2 separate regions of the Homo sapiens genome follow, and region 1 is linked to region 2. Evidence: read pairs that join two places in POLR2A ChIA-PET (ENCODE). Cell type or tissue: MCF 10A. All regions are shown on one strand. Links, peaks and the distances in the headings refer to the core of each region. The heading gives the core; the rest is flanking DNA.

Region 1 (2,908 bases), core at 253-2,752, 67 kb before region 2:
CAGTTGAATTTTTCAAGTATCAGTAGAAATGCAACTACTTTAATTCTAAATAATAACAACCCTGATTTGGAAAATGGTTGAAACTAATTGGATTTGCAGCACATCGAGTCGTGTACAGAACTGTAAATTAAATTGGCCCACAGAGTCAATCTTGAAACAGTCTTGCCTTAAGGTCCTTCCTCGTTCACCTTTATCCTTATCACAGGATCTGGGTGTCTGAGAAAGATGAAGAGAGAGGCATCGTTTATTCTGAGAATGTGTTTTCTTGAGTCCTTGATTTGCGGTTCTCTGAGGACAGAGTAGGTAGGTGGTAGGTGGAATGCACCTAGTTCCTGAAGCAAAGGCTCTAGTCCACTTGGCAGGGTTCTCTGAAACCATAATTTATCCTACAGGAGTACTGACAACACTAAATATGCTGATTCATCTCCTAATCCATTCAATTAACTTCTTGGAGGTAAATTTTCTTTTGAACCCTCACACTTGAACAACACTTGACAATTTCTAAGGGCATTCCCACTGAGTCTGCATAACCACTTGTAAGATAATTGTCTTGCCTATTTAGCAGATGAGAAAAATAAGATTTAGAAAGATAAAAAGACTTGCTTAAGGTCACATGGCTTTGAGTGCCAGAGTCTTTTTTGTTTTTTTTTAAACCTAGGTCTTCTTATTTACCCAAGTTCAGCATTTTTTCCTCATTAACACTGCCTTCGTAACTGGGCATAGGCGGAACCAGTCAACAAAGAACTAATTATTTGTGCTGTGATGTACTGTTATAGCTTCAAAGTTCACATGGACTTTCTGTCTTCCTTTTTTTTTTTTCCTTCTTTTTGTTTCCCTCTCCCTCCCTTACCTTGCCTGCCCTCCTTCCCTCCCTCCCTCCCTCCCTCCCTCCCTCCCTTCCTTCCTTCCTTCCTTCTTCCTCTGATTGCTTAATGCCAAGCTCACAGCTGTGGTTTTGGGGATAAAAACAAATACATTTAACTAAGTTATCTCTTCTACCCACACTCTTTTATTTCTCTATCCAACTTTTGGTTCAATTATAACCAACATATGGGAGATTTGGACACCGCATTATACATGCCAAAACCATTCTCTACCACATAGGAGGCTGTGGCATAATTTGAAAAATTACATGCATTAAAACAATATTGTTGGCTACTTAAAATACATGTCATCATTTATAAAACATTATTCCCTCTAGCTTCTCATATTTTCAGCTCAATAATAGTACCCAATTGATGGAAAGACTCTTGTTTATCCTGATTTTCCCATATCATATTTCAAAAGCCAAATTGTTAGTCATCCTGTCTATTAAGAGCCTTTGCTCCTCAAACACGGCATGGGAGAGAGATATGTTGAGGAGCGTCAGCTATGATACACATCTTTGTACGGCAGTTGACAGCATACATTCCTCTTGGCTGACATAACTAGCTCTGTGGATTACTGTAATGCCTGTTCCTTGACCCTGAATGTAATAGTATTCAAGACATACTCTGTTTTTTGAGCAGTGTTTTTGAATGGACTTAGCCTGGAGAAATGACCTGGAAAGGTTATTTTGGGATGGCCAATTTGTTTAAAATGCATGAGTCCACTACTCACAGGTTCATAGGTGTTAAGTGAGCAGAGCAAGACATACCCAGCAATTCCCACCCCTTTCTCTTCCTTACTCCACCAAATCAAGGTCAGGCAGAGTACACTTAACAGTCTGGGCAAAGTTCTGTGTTTATTTGGTCAATAATAATAATGGCAAGGTTTGCTTGTTTTCCACATTACTGAAATACAAAACAATTGAATTTATATGTAAAACTATTGATGGAGATTGAGCATCTTGTTCTCTTTGAAATAGCCTCCCAAAAGGCAAGGTCTCTGTCCATCACCAGGAGAGTGGATTAGCAAAGTAAGTCTAGATTGCATTACAAGTAATGGATTAGGCTGGATGCCATGGCTCATGCTTGTAATCCCAGCACTCTGGAGGCCAAGGCAGGAGGATCACTTGAGCCCCGGAATTTGAGACCAGCCTGAGTAACCAGACCTGGTCTCTACAAATTTTTTTTTTTTTAATTAGCCAGGCATAGTGGCACATGTCTGTAGTCCCAGCCACTCAAGAGGCTGAAGCCCAAGGATCACTTGAGCCCAGGAGTTGGAGGTTACAGTGACCTATGATTGTGCCACTGCACTCCAGCCTGGGTGACAGAGTGAGACTCTGTCTCTTTATGTATATATGAGTGTGTGTGTGTATGTATGTATGTATACATATATGTGTGTGTGTATATATATATATATATGTATGTAAGGGATTAGCTGTAAACATGTGTCTTAGATGGGCCTCGAGGGAGTTGTACAGAGTAAAAAAGAAATAGGCATATAAAACAACAATCCACATCTGGTAGGAACATATAAAACAAGGGAATAAACCTTAAAAACCATGAGGAAGGCCACCTGTGGTTGGTAAATTTAGGGGAGAGGATGGGGATTAAAGCATTTGATCAATCTATCAATCAATCAATCACAGACCCATGATGATGAGCCATGTACTGTAGAGTATGGTTAATTCCAACTCATCACCTGAGGTCCAACAATAAAAAGAGAAGAAAAAAAAAAAAAAAGAAACACTTAAAAAAAATTATTGTCTGCCATGACAATTAAAAGCACTAGTGGGCCTGGTGCAGTGGCTCACGCCTGTAATCCCAGCACTTTGGGAGGGTGAGGCAGGCGGATCACCTGAGATCAGGAGTTCAAGACCAGCCTGGCCAACATGGTGAAACCCCATCTCTACTAAAAATACAAAAATTAGCAGGGCGTGGTGGCGGACACCTGTAATCCCAGCTACTTGGGAGGCTGAGGCAGGAGAATCACTTGAACCTAGGAGGCAGAGGTTGCAGTGAGCTGAGACAGTGCCATTGAACTC
Region 2 (2,908 bases), core at 125-2,624:
GCATACTTTCCAAGGTGCGTTTTTCATATCGAATTTAAGCGCGGGTCCTGCCCGTTGTTTGCAAACTGTCCAAGCAGCACCCAAAACTGCTGCTTTTCCAAGTCCGTTAAAAAGTTATTTGCGCTTGGGGTTTTTCGGTTCTGCTACACCCCACCTCCTTCCCCTGACTTTTGCCAGTAGAGACCTGCCCTGGGGGATATTTTGTCCTGGGAGCACAAAACTATTTTCTTTTCTGGAAATAAGTTGACGTCAACTGGGAGCTGTTTTGGGTTGCTTTGTTTCCCGGAGCGTCCAACCCAGCACACCGCCTCCGGCAAACTGCGAGCAATTCAAAGCAGCTCGCCCAGTAGGGAGGGGAGCTGGTGGGAGGGGGGTGGACCCCGCCGCCCGCAGAGGTGGGGAGACCTGGGGGGCGGCTCCGCTCCCAGGCTGCAGCGTGGGCCTGGTCCCCTGCCAAGCCAGGAGCGCAGCCCGGAGCCAGCGCGGCCCCCGGGTCCCTGCGCTTATGGCGAGGGTCGCGGGGGAACAGCCCCTGGTAGGTAACTTGCCGGGCACCCACCTGAGTTCTCCGCACCGCGGCCCGAAAACCTGGGAGCGTCCCAGGACAAAGGGCCAGCCCTCTGGAATTAGCCGTGTGTGACTAGTGTGTGCCAGCTCGTATGTGGGGGTCCCAGTGTGCAACTAACTTAGCTGCTCACCGCAGCCTCGGAGAAACGAGCACGCCTTTCTGCACGTGTCCAGGGCGGGTGCGGCGGGCAGTGCATTGTGAACAAAGCCGGCCACCTCCCGCGCCGCACCTCGGGGACGATTCCCGGACGGTTCTCCGCGGAGAGCCGGGCGGATGAGAGCGTGGTGTGTGTGTGTGTGTGTGTGTGTGTGTGTGTGTGTGTGTCTGTGTGTCTTGTGTTTCCCTAAGGAGCCGGAGGCGGCCCGCGAGGCAGGGACTTGCTCTAACTTGTTTCACACCTGGCGCGGTTTCCCCGAAGCTCGGGTGGCGTCCAGGGCCGGGCAGGCACGCGGAGGACCAGCAGCGTTCGCTGCAGAAAAAGACATCGTCAACTCCCACTCAGAAGCCCACACTGCCCTGAGACCTGGTCTTTCATTCTTTCTTAAAAAAAAAAAATGCAAATTGATGGATGGGTTTCAATTGATGCGTAAAATGCTTCCCTTGAGAGCAAGACAGGAGGGCCAGGGAAGGGGGAAACAGGCAGTTGACATAACTCTCACAGCCTAACTGCCGAGAATTCGGACTTGGAGGTAAATTCGAGGACGCACCCGAGGAGCAGGCGAGGCTGCCTCCCAGCAGGACGGCCTGGCACCGGGGCGCACTGCTGGGGACCTGACTCCCTCGTGTCCCCTCACCCCAGGGACTCGCAGCTGGCCCGCGCGCCAGGGTACACACGGGCTGCGGGAGAAGGTGAAAGTTAGGATGCAGCACGAGCTCCGAGAGTGGCCTGGGCTGTGCCTCCTAAGAGAACAGCCGAGGTCCCCGGCGGCTCTGGGAAGCTGCCCCTGGGCCGGGAGAGCGGGAGGCGGCGACGCAAGGACGCGCCCGGAGCCTGGGCGCGCCGGGGGCGGGCGTTTGGCTGGAAGTGGGGCAGTGTCTCCTATGGGAAAGCGAGACCCGGCGAGCTCTTTGGCTGCTTTTCCAGTTTCCGAGGTGCCCGCCCCCGCGCGCCTGAGGCAGCGCAGCCCGGAGGGCGAACGAATGGCGGTTGGCAAACTTTGAGTGAGAGTGCGCTCCGGATCCGAATTGCCGAATTGTGGCTGCGGCAGGGTCGGCCGAGACACAAGTTCGCTTTTTCCGCCTGCCCGATGGGCCTTAGGGAGACTTCAGCTCCAGCTTGGTGGAGCGCCTCGCCCGAGGGAGTTGTGTCACTTTGCTCAGGGGCAGGGAGGGCGGCGCCCTGGGCGGGTGGGGAAGGGTCCCTGTGGCCCCTGGGGTCCCAAGCGCCTCTTCCCTCGTCTCCCCTCCCACCGGCCCCTCCCAGTCTTCTCTGCCTCGCTCCTTCCCGGGGCTGGCTGGACCGGCGCGGACTTGCCCCAGACCTACGGGGAGCGCCCCAGGTCTTTAATGACAGCTTAAATGTGGCTGTTGGAAAAGTCGAAAGGGATGTGGCTGACGTGGGGCGTGTTTCGCTCCTTTGCAAGAGTCGGAAAGGGAGTTGGGAGCCGCGCGGCTGGCCCCAGGCCCCCGCGCCTCGCCGCCAGCAAGTAGGTGGGGGAGCCGCCGCCGCCGCCAGCCCCATCCCGCTCCCAAGCCTCGCCCGCTGCGCCCTGGCCGCGGGCGCCGAGAGGGTGCGGGGCCTCGCCGTGCCTCCTCCACCCTGCTCATTAACCTGCCTGCTCCGCTCCGCTCCGGGCGGCCCCAGACACGGGTTTCCCGCGGCAGCACCCGCGGCCCGCCCGGCGCAGCCGCCGCCCCGACCCCCCGGCTCCGGGGGGCAATGAGGGGGCAGTGGAAGGGGCACTGCTCCTCGGGCATTACTTAGAGAAACGAGACCGTCCCGCCCTCTCGCCGGCCCTCCCTCTCTCCCGCCCGGGCCCGCGCAATTCTCCGCCAGAGGGTAAGTTGGGAGTGTTTCGCCCCCACCGACAGCTCTCCCTCCCTTTCCTTTTTTTTTTCCTTCAAAGTTTTCTTAGAAGTGGGAGCCGGGTGGGGGAGGAAGAAGGTCTGGTCAGCCTCCGTCCTTTACCCTATCTCTCCGGTCTAACTTGTCCCCCCCTCCCCCCTCCCCTCCATCCCCTGCGCGCCGCTGCCCCTCCGGAGCTGCGCTCGGGAATGACAATTGGAGCGCGGCTCCTTTAAGAGCCCGGCTTTGCCTCCCGGTAGCTGAAGGTCATTAAACACAAAAGCTCTCAGCGCTGCGGTCCAATATAGCGCATGCGCCCTGCCCGAGGACTGGCA

The links. ChIA-PET counts read pairs that join two places held together with the same protein. Peaks named below come from ENCODE experiments on the same cell type or tissue, not always from the same donor. Only the 100,000 strongest peaks of a DNase experiment are listed, where the experiment ranks them.
Region 1: POLR2A ChIA-PET joins it to region 2 with 16 read pairs; 6 of 35 experiments call an interaction of 5 or more read pairs at or near these places.

Annotation. Positions count from the first base shown.
Region 1 is chr18:26,615,840-26,618,747 of GRCh38, reverse strand. It overlaps a transcript of KCTD1 not described here. Among named protein-coding and RNA genes, the nearest start is that of MIR8057, 26 kb to the right of the region's middle. In MCF 10A, for the core only: no CTCF peak of the experiment used is centred there; a DNase peak (open chromatin) is centred at 1,347.
Region 2 is chr18:26,548,550-26,551,457 of GRCh38, reverse strand. All of the region lies in intron 1 of LOC124904273 (a long non-coding RNA gene), which reads right to left. KCTD1 (potassium channel tetramerization domain containing 1) reads left to right here and starts at 2,905. Exons shown (of 5, transcript NM_001142730.3): 1 at 2,905-2,908. RefSeq lists enhancers at 46-687, 1,330-1,971, 1,972-2,613, 2,679-2,908 and silencers at 719-1,013, 1,474-1,553, 1,864-1,963, 1,974-2,103, 2,194-2,423. In MCF 10A, for the core only: no CTCF peak of the experiment used is centred there; DNase peaks (open chromatin) are centred at 257, 947, 1,607 and 2,097.